Linked DNA regions of Homo sapiens: region 2 is linked to region 1. A link is a loop called in an ENCODE intact Hi-C map of the cell type or tissue named here. Cell type or tissue: MCF 10A. All regions are shown on one strand.

Region 1 (5,000 bases):
TGGTGAAAGATTTTAAGGACTTCCCATTGGCTGAAGGCTGGCAAATGGAGTTTGCTATCCTCTGACTGCAGCCATTCTGAGGACTGGAAAGAATACCCTGAGAAGGGGCCTATTTTATTTCTGCAGGAAGGTACTGAGGTTTAATTTATCTTATGGAGTCTTCCTAGATTAGAAGGCTTTGAGGTGTGTTGATGCCTTGCCAGTGACTTAGCTGCCTGATCAGTGAACCTATTTCCTTTGGCTACATCATCTGTTCCCCTTTTGATGTTCCCTATAATGTATCACTGCTATTTCTCATGGAAGAAAACTGAGGATAATAACCTGTTAATTTTTTGGTGATATTTTACAGGAAATCCATTAGTGGTAAGAAAATGCCTTTTATTTTAAATGGCAGCATGAGCATGAAGAACTCAAAAAGCATACTTGGAATCAGTGTAAATGTTAGCTACCTTTCCCTTGCTTAATTTAAGTGCTCTTGTAAGAACCATTTGTTTAGCTGATTGAGCACCTGCACCTGAAGGGAGATGTTATTTAGAGTGACTACTGCTTATCCTGCCATATATATTTCTTGCTTTACCAGCTGTTTGTTAGCTAAGAGCTCCCTCTAGAGGAAAGTAATTTTGCCACATTAAGTGGGGATGTAAACCGTTCTTTCCTAGGGTTAATTTGGAGGCTTTTCTGACTAGTAGAGCTATTGTGACAGTGGTTTGGAAGCAGATGTAAACAATAGGTCCTCCTAATGGCAAATAAGAGGTTGAGAAAAATATTGGATTAGAATTTTTCCTGAGACACCCCTTATGGTTGTGCTATGGGAAGAGGGGAGGCCTGGATAAGAAAGGAGAAAAGAGAGAGACTAGATCTAGTGTTTAGAAGGAGGTCTACTTTCCTCCCTATAATTTCCAGAATGACCTGTGTCTCCTGTGCTGTAATGGCAGTTTGAGCTGCTGGAGCCAGGGGTTTGAGCCCCAGGACCCATCAGTCTTGCTGGACCACTGTGAGACTGGTACTGAACCCAGTGACCTCCAACTCTGGGAGCAGTTGCATCTCCAGTGGTCTCCACCACAGGCTGGTCATTGTCAAGGTGGCTTCCTCTTGCTGTTTGGACACTCCTTCCTAAAAATGCCCTGGCTTGCCACACCGAGAGCAACTAGTGGATACACCTCTGGGATCCTGGACTTTGCAACTCTGCAAAGTAGCTATTAGAGGCTTTGTCCTTCTCTTGAGCTTTCTCTCTTTCTTCTGGGCCTTCTCCTGGTCCCTATTATAAAAGACTGAAGTGGCTACCCTCAGAAGGTTTTCCAAGGTGCTATGTGCTACTATAGCTTGCCTTTTGTAGGTTCCTTCTAATATTGGGAGCATTCTGTATAATAAACTTATCTTTTTGAATGGGCTGTCACTTGAGTGAATCAGGAGATAAAAAGGTGTGTGCTAATAGTGCCCCTCTTAACCTATCCATAAAGGCTGCAGGATTCTCCTCTGGCTTTGAGTCTATCATAGACAGTTTAGAGGAATTAAGAGGTCTGGCCTTAGTTTTTCTTTTCCATTCATCTGCTGAGCTATTGGGGCTTCAATCAGGGTTGCCAAGAGGTACTGCTTCACTTCTTATTTGGAATGGTGTTTCTGCTATTTCTTCACTTTCTGTATCTCCTTCCTTCCCTTTTGGTGTATTATAGGAGATATGTTGCTCATCTTCAAAATTCTCTGGTGCTTGTAGAGCTGGCTGTTTTTCAGTTACAGTTAGGGTTTGGTTTAGGAGCAGCATAACATCCTTCCATGTGAGGTGAAACACCTGACTTAAATTCTGGAAAGCTTCTATATACCTATCAGGATTGTCTGAAAATCAGCCTAAGTCTTACTTTATTTGCCTAAGGTCCTGTAATGAGAAGGGAACTTGGAGGGACCCCAAATTATGGGGATTCTTCTCAGATGGTTCCCTGGGAAGTTGCTTTTCTAATTCTAGGGGATTATTCTTTATAGGCCTTCCTGATATGGCTGTTAAAAAAATCTGGGTTGCTGTTACAATGCTTCTAAAGTTTTAGTAAAAATGCCCTGTCATTGTGCAAAATAGAATGAGTTGCTTTTCTCTTCAAAGTCCTGAGGTTAAAAGAGTTCTAGTGCCTCAGAGTGCACTCCAGAGGGGTGCAAACTGAAGATGCTCTGTTAGCCATCGAGAAAAAGAAGTGAGAATAAAAGTGTCCTTATAGTCCCCCTTCTTTCATTGTTACCCAGAGTCATGTGGAAGACAGTGGGAGCATCCCCCCAACTGTTTTCTCTCCTTGGTTCCTGAGTCCTGGCACTGTGTTAAATTTGCCACCCATGGTTGTAGGTGTGGCCCTCTAAGCCATGGAACTGGATAAATGAAGTGATGACATTAGCCACACTTTACCCATGCAGCCTTAGCTTATCTGCCTGTGATCTGCCTGGCCTCCTGAAAAATGGATCTCTGGTGAAATTGTAATAGTTGCCTTTGAGCAAGCTTTCTTTAAGAGAGGGAATGTGCCAGTTGCCAGTTATGGCCCATGCTAAAACACTTACCCTCAGAAAAGTGGTCCTGGTTGACTCTGTTCTTAAAATGTCCTTACTAATTAAATACTGTTCTAATTGGAGATAGAATAAGTACCTTAAATGAACGTAGGGACCTAATGGCAGTTTTTCCTGCTGATGGGACAGTATCGGAACTAAAATTTGGCTATGGAAGACATTTTACTCCTAACTGTTGAAAGCAGAGCTTTCCCATTCACAGAAAGGGCTTTTCTATCAGTGCAAAAAGAGAGAATTGGAAAAGTGCAGTGTTATGGCAAAGGACCAACAATGTGCCTCATAAGGAGGATTTATGTTTCCACTAGGTGACACTGTTGGCTTAGAAATACCAAGTGCTTACCAAAGGAAGGAGAGAGAGAGAGAAAGAGAGAGGGAGGGACCTATTGGGTTAGTTATTATACCATGTACCGATCTTTCCTAACAGAACTGTTTCCCTGAACCGTAAAAATTTCCACATATTGCAAACACAAAAAGAACAGGAGACATAGAGACCATGGATAGAAAGGAAGAACAAATTTGCAACAGGATAGCAAATTAGGAGACCCATTACCAACATCTGGATGAGCTGCCGGAAGCTGTGTTCAGTCCAGAAGCCTTTGAATAACATCAGGGTGTTTCCTGGCCAGAAATTCTCAGCTGCTCCATGACATCCCCCAGCGTCATGTGATGGTGAGGTTCTCCATGAAAGGAAACTAGTTTGAAGAGAACCTTGAAATTAAAGGACAGATTTGAGGTTTGCTCCATACTCACCATTCTGATGTTTCTATCTTCTGTTCTGATCACAATCCCAGATGAGAACTCCCAAATAAAATGGCTCTGTTTGGGAATCTATTCATGGTTCTTTGTCACACACTGAGAAAGAATTCGGGACATGGAAACACGTGAGGAGTGGGTTTAGGAGTGAAAAATTTAACAGACAATAAAGAAGAGAGAGAGAAAAAGCTTTCTCATACTGAGAAAGCAGTCACCCGAGAGAGGGTCTCCAATTTGTGGTGGAATGCAATTGATTTTGTACAGAGACTTGAGGAGGCAGTGATTGATTTACATAGGGTCCAGGGTATTGTTTTGACCAGGTGTGCTGTTTACGTAGCCCGAGAAAAGACTGGCCCTCCCACCTTAATCTTTTATTATGCCATTGTGGCTTCTACCTGGTGGTCATCATGACACCTGCACATATGGTGACAAGGAAAAAAGTGCAGGAACTGCCATATTGGGAGTACCTGGCTCTTAGTTGCCTGCATCTGTATATGCTTATCTATGCTTGCAGCCTGATCATTCAGTCTGTTTTCTGTTAGAAATGGTTTGGGGGCTGCGTTTTATTAAAGGAAAATTCCACCAAGAATTCTTTTACCCTTTCTAGCTGCCTAAAAATAATTTCTCAATAACTCCTGTATTAGGACCCCTTTAGGAAAACAGAAAAGAAGACACAGACTCTCCTGTAGGAAAGTAACCATAGTTTTTTTGTCATGGAGCCCCAAGAGTTGCAAGTGAACGGATTTCTCTCAGGTCTAAAACTCTGCTCTTTTCTCCATTGTGTTACCTGACCTCTTTGCCTTTTACATTACTTTGAACTGTAAAAATATTTGACCTTGTGTGTGTAATGGTTGCTGGGTCAGTGGTAAGAGCTATGGTTTTGAAAGTGACTAACAGTGATTATAATAAATTATTCTGGCTTCAGAGGGCTACTCATTTCCTTGCATGTTTAGATGCAAAAGACACAGTTTAAACAATTAGGGAAATGCCTTTGTAGCAAAGTACTCTGTGGAAGTGTTGCACAGTATGGTCCCCACTGCATTGTCCTCTTCTTGGGGACCTGGGATTCAGTGAAATCCTTGATTTTTAATGTCTAAATGTTGTCCCTTCCAACTGGTGCCCTTTTTTACATATTTAAATGATTAGAATCTAAAAATTGCAAAGACTTTGTTGGCCCTCTTCCTTAATGGGCTCTACCTTGAGCACAGTGATTCAGTTGAAGAAAAGAGACCAAATTAAAAGCTACATCTCTAAATAAACAACAGGTGCTGGAGAGGATATGGAGAAATAGGAACACTTTTACAGTGTTGGTGGGAGTGTAAACTAATTCAACCATTGTGGAAGTCAGTGTGGCGATTCCTCAGGGATCTAGAAGTAGAAATACCATTTGACCCAGCCATCCCATTACTGGGTATATACCCAAAGGATTATAAATCATGCTGCTATAAAGACACATGCACACATATGTTTATTGCGGCACTATTCACAATAGCAAAGACTTGGAGCCAACTCAAATGTCCAACAATGGTAGACTGGATTAAGAAAATGTGGCACATATACACCATGGAACACTATGCAGCCATAAAAATGATGACTTCCTGTCCTTTGTAGGGACATGGATGAAGCTGGAAACCATCATTCTCAGCAAACCATCGCAAGGACAAAAAATCAAACACCGCATGTTCTCACTCATAGGTGGGAATTGA
Region 2 (5,000 bases), 410 kb after region 1:
TCCAGGAGACCCCATCCAGTCACTCTGCTTCCTCCTCCTGTCCTCTCCCAGGAAGTTCTCTCCTCACCTGTGAGCAGGACCCCCTTCCAGGTGATGCGCTGTGTGCAGGGAGGGGCTGAGAGGGGCCCCATGGTCTCTGCTGCTTGTGTGTTCTCCTCTGTGGAGATAAGCCTAGGATCCAGAAGCTTCCTGAGTACGGCTGTCAGCTGTGCTGTCCTTCCTCCTTCTGTGCTGAGCCTCCTCCCGGGGCAGGAGCATTTCTCAAGCTCGTGGGCGGGGTCAGGCCCAGGACACCTCTCTGTCCCCTCCTCTCTCAGTTCTGCCTCCTTGTCCCTCCTGTTTTTCCTTTTGTCTGTGTTTCAGGTCCCTGGGAATTGTGGAGGCCTCTGCATTTTTCAGCAGTGATTCTTTCACCAAACCTCAACACACACTTTGTGCAGATGCACACACACACACACACACACAGAAGAGACACACACGACCCACATGGTCACACACATACCCTGCAGGTTAGGCAAGCAGAGTCCTGGGCCTCAGCCTCCTGCTGTCCCCATGGCTCTGGGGTAGGGTGCACATTCACGCCCTTTACCCTCTTCCTTCCTCATCTGGCTCTCCCCTTCAGTGCAGGAGCTGCACAAGGTTCCCGTCACAGTGACGTCCCATTGTGCTGTGGGTGAGCTCTGTGTTGTCTGGTAAGAGGGACCCTTCCTTTCTCTAATCGTGTCTAGCTTGGCTGCAGCTTCCAAGGATGAACATTCAGTACCTGGGTTTCCCAGAGGAAACTATCCATCCTGGAGGTGTGCAGGGTGAATCTCTCAGGCCTCTTGGGAGGAGAGGCCTGTGCTGATTGCTCAGTGGGGGCTGTGAATCCCAGAGTCAAAGGGACAGTTCTCGGTCACTCTGTGTCTCCCTGGGGTCTGGCGGCTGAGCTGGAGCTCAGGGTTTCTCATGTTCTCCCTGACCACCTTTGATGTCCTCTCTTCTCTGCCCAGCTGATTGTCCTGTGGTCACCACACCTTCCCCGTGGTGGTGCAGGAGGAAGTGGGGAGTTACCCAGGAACCCCGCGGGACATGGCTTGTTGAGACGCAGGAGGGGGAGCCTGGGACAGAGCAGGGGTTCAGAGCTGGAGAGATTCATCCCGACTTACTCCGTGGCCATGATGGGCTCAGCCCTCCCTGTGCTGACATACCCAGGGGTCTGTCCTGAGGGTTTTGACCTGGCCAAGCTGCTCTCTGTAGAGGAGGAACAGGCAGTGGCCAGAGAGCCTGTCTGGAGGGACCTTGCTCACACCTGAGAGGGCGGGTGGGGGTGAGTTGTGTTCTGGGAGCAAAGAAAAATAACACCCCCCTTCTCCCCACAAGCACACAGGAGAGGTCTGTCTTCCCAAGGGACAGCTGGTGGCAGGTGGCCACATCCCGGATGGTGCCTGTGTGTGACCATCACACGCTCTCTGCGCCCCCTGGGCTGCAGTGGGCAGGCAGGACACAGGGTGCCTGGCTGATTCCCGGGGAGGCTGTGGGCCCTCAGGCAGCCGCTGTTCTGTGTCAGCGCTAGGCTTGGCCTGGGATGCCCCAGAGAACAGGACAGATGGAGCAGGGGCGGGCATTTAGGGAGCAGTGACAGAAAGAGTTGATGAGGATGGAGGGAGGTCACGAGGGGAAAGCGTCCAGTGTGGCGTCGCGTGCACCATCGCTGCCCGGGAGATGCCTTTAGCTGGGCCCAGGGAAGGAGCAGGTGTGTGGGGCAGGAGCTACCTGCAGAGGGAGTGGTGTTAGGTTGGCGGCTGCGGGTCAGGAAGGAGCTGACAGAGTCCGTGTTGGGAGCATGGAGGGCTCTGAAGACTTGGGCCGAAGTGACCCTGGTGAGGGTGGACCCTGCTGGGCTGTGGGTTCCGCTGAGGGAGGTTGGCATCCCCTAGGAAGGCTCCAGGCTGGGAAGGACTCTGTCGCCCTCTGGTGGACAGGGAGGGAAGTGTGAACGGCAGCAATCCCAGGCCAGGCTGCATGTTTTATTCCATGTGGATCTGCACACTTTACATGAGGTCACACATATGTTATGTTACAGCTCCATCACCTTCCAGCCCCTTGAGTCCCAGTCTGTGTGACTCTACGTTCACTGTTCTCCCTCTTTCACAATCAGATGTCCCAAATGCAGATTTTTGTCACCTTCTGTGAGTTTGTGTTTGTGTGCAGTAGGCAGCACTGTGTATACCCTGGGGGCAGTGATGTCTGGGGCTGAGCAGTGCACGTGGGCTTGGGAGCAGAAGAGGGAGCAGCAGGGTGGGAAGATCAATATCGGGGGGCAGGGACAAGTCATTTTCTTTTTCTCACTCCCAGGGACCAGAACCCAGGATTCTGACTCCAGGGCACAGTACCACACCCTGCTGGTGTCCCTGGATGTCATGAGGCTCATAGTGTCATGTTGCCTTGGCATTCATTTTTTAAGATGTAAGTTTATTTGCCTCAAATCAGAGGCAGGGCTTGGTCACCATGGCAGTTTTCAATACTGTATCTGGTTCAAGTGACTCCAGTTGGTGTGCAGAGATAAAATCTTAGAGGCATCTCTCCTGCTTGGTGTGCTGGACTCCCCTCTCTGCAGCTGCTTCTTTAAACTGATAATTCTGACATTCGCCTTCACATTTAAAGTGACCTCCTCTCAGTCACAGCGTGAGCTCCTGGTCCCAGTGTTTGTTGCTTGCTTTGAACACATCCATTAAAGCTCCCTGCTGGAAACCTGTCAGATAACACCCTGGACTTAATAAAGCCTGGGCTCACTGACCTCTGTGTCTGTGGTCTCCAAATGTGCCGAGGGCTCCCTAGTGTCTGTAAGTAGTACAAGAACATACATTTTCACGTTGTGGTTGTATCATTGTAGCCTCACATGCCATCCAGAGCCTGACATTGAGGCTGTCCTATGGGACCTGTGCTGGTTGAGCCCCTGCTGGAGCTCTTGTTTTGGGGCCTCTGGTTCTCCTGGATACAGGAGCTTCCAGCTAACTTGATTGAAAACTGATGCCTTTCATTGAAACACTGGCTCAGATGATGGATTCATGGGCTTCAGCTGCCATAACAAACACCTTAGCCTGGGTGAATTAAATAATAGAAATCTATTTTTCACAGTTCTGTGAATAATGTGCTATTTTAACCACTTTAAAATCCACGATCAAGTGAAATTAACCACATACACCATGTTAAATTACCATCACCACTATTTTCCCTAGAAAATTTTTATCATTTTAAACTGAAACTTTGTATCTTTTAAACAATAACTCTTTGTATGTTCTACTCTAGACCTTGATCATCTCTACTCTGTCTCTATGAATTTGCCTATTCTTGATGTTTCATATAAATGGAATTATACAATGATGTTATTTTGTTTCTGACATATTTCACTTAGCATAATGTTTCCAAAGTCCATGCATGTTCCAGCGGGTGTCAGAGCTTCATTCCTCTTTATGGCAGATTAACATTCTGTTGTATGTGTCACCATATTTATTTATTCATGTGTTGATGAACACTTGGATTGTTTTCATATTTTATCTTTTGTGAATAATGCTGCAATCAACATTCCCATGCAAGTACCTGTTTGAGTCCCTGGATTTAATTTTTTGGGTATATACCTAGGAATGGGTGTTGTTTCAAATGAGAATTCTGTGATTAGCTTTTTGAGAAACAGCAAAACTGTTTCTCCTAGTGGCTGTACCTTTTATATTCTCACCAGCAATGTATGAAGATTTCAAATTCTACATAATACTGCTACTTGTTATTTAACATTTTAAAAGAATGTTAGCCAGTTTTGTAGGTGTGATGTGGTGTCTCCTTGCAGCTTTGACTTTGTATTTTCCTAATGACTATTGATGTTGAGTATCTTTTCATGTCCTTCTTGACTATTTGTATATCTTCTTTGAAGAAATGTCTATTTGAGTCTTTTGCCCATTTATAAATTGGATGATTTGTCCTTTCTTTATTGAGTTGTAGCTAGTTCTTGATATTATCTGGACATGAAAACTGCCTATATGTGGTTTGCAAGTATTTTCTCTCATTCGGTGTCTATTAAATATTTTCTTGATAATTTCCTTTGATGCACAAAAGGCTCACATCTTGATAAAGCCCAATTTATCTTTTTTTCTTGTTACTCATGCTTTTGTATCATATCTAAGAATCCATGGCACATTTGAGGTCATCAGTATGTACCTCTGTGTCTATTTTAAGATGTTTTTATGGTTATAGGTCTTATATTTAACTCACTGATCAATTTTTTAGAGAATTGTTTCATATGGTGGGAGGTAGAGTTATTTAAATTAACTGTTTTGCATGTGGTTATCTAGTTTCTGCACTATCATTTGAAAGAAGAATTGTTAATCCATTAAATTGTCTTGACACCCTCTTCAAAGAGTAATTGATCATAAGTGTGAGGGTTTATTTCTAGACTCTCAATTCTATCCCATTTGTCTTTATGTCCATTCTTTTGCCAGCAGCTTCTGTTTTAATAATTGTACTCCTTTGCGAGGTTTCAAGTAAAGTTCAAGCCTACAATTTATTTTGGCAAGATTATTGTGGCTATTCAGTGTTCCTTTTCTGAAAGGTGGGGAGGCCAATGTTTCACCATTGGGAAAGCCTTTTCTGTCTTCTTCAGGGGGAAATTTGGGAGAACCTTTTAAGAAACTTTATCTAAGTAGGTAAACTCTCACCACTTTATTTGCTGAAGTGCTATGTTAAAGTGTGCATTGCCTCTTGTGGAAGAATTGTGAGACCCTGGAAGCACCTGCCCACGTGGTGAGAGACAGTGAATTCCATGATGAGGGGCAGAGAGGATGTTGTTTTGTGATACAATGTTGTTGGGGAGTTGTATACATCTCTATTTCTTTGTCTCTGTACAGTGGGTGTAGGGACCAGCCCCACAGGGTCGGCGGGTTTTTCTCCCCATGTGTGGAGACAAGAGATTGTAGAAATAAAGACACAAGACAAAGAGATAAAAGACAGCTGGGCCTGGGGAACCA

Evidence for each region. Hi-C counts contacts between places; a loop is a spot of excess contacts. Peaks named below come from ENCODE experiments on the same cell type or tissue, not always from the same donor. Only the 100,000 strongest peaks of a DNase experiment are listed, where the experiment ranks them.
Region 2: it touches region 1 in a loop (9-fold over the local background); 2 of 110 quality-filtered maps call a loop at or near these places.

What each region holds. Positions count from the first base shown.
Region 1 is chr19:42,790,782-42,795,781 of GRCh38, forward strand. No RefSeq gene overlaps it. Among named protein-coding and RNA genes, the nearest start is that of PSG8, 28 kb to the left of the region's middle. In MCF 10A, CTCF peaks have their summits at 600 (motif pointing left) and 2,855 (motif pointing right); a DNase peak (open chromatin) is centred at 2,860.
Region 2 is chr19:43,205,406-43,210,405 of GRCh38, forward strand. PSG4 (pregnancy specific beta-1-glycoprotein 4) reads right to left here and starts at 233. Exons shown (of 6, transcript NM_002780.5): 1 at 68-233. The coding sequence starts at 131. In MCF 10A, a CTCF peak has its summit at 1,955 (motif pointing left); no DNase peak of the experiment used is centred here.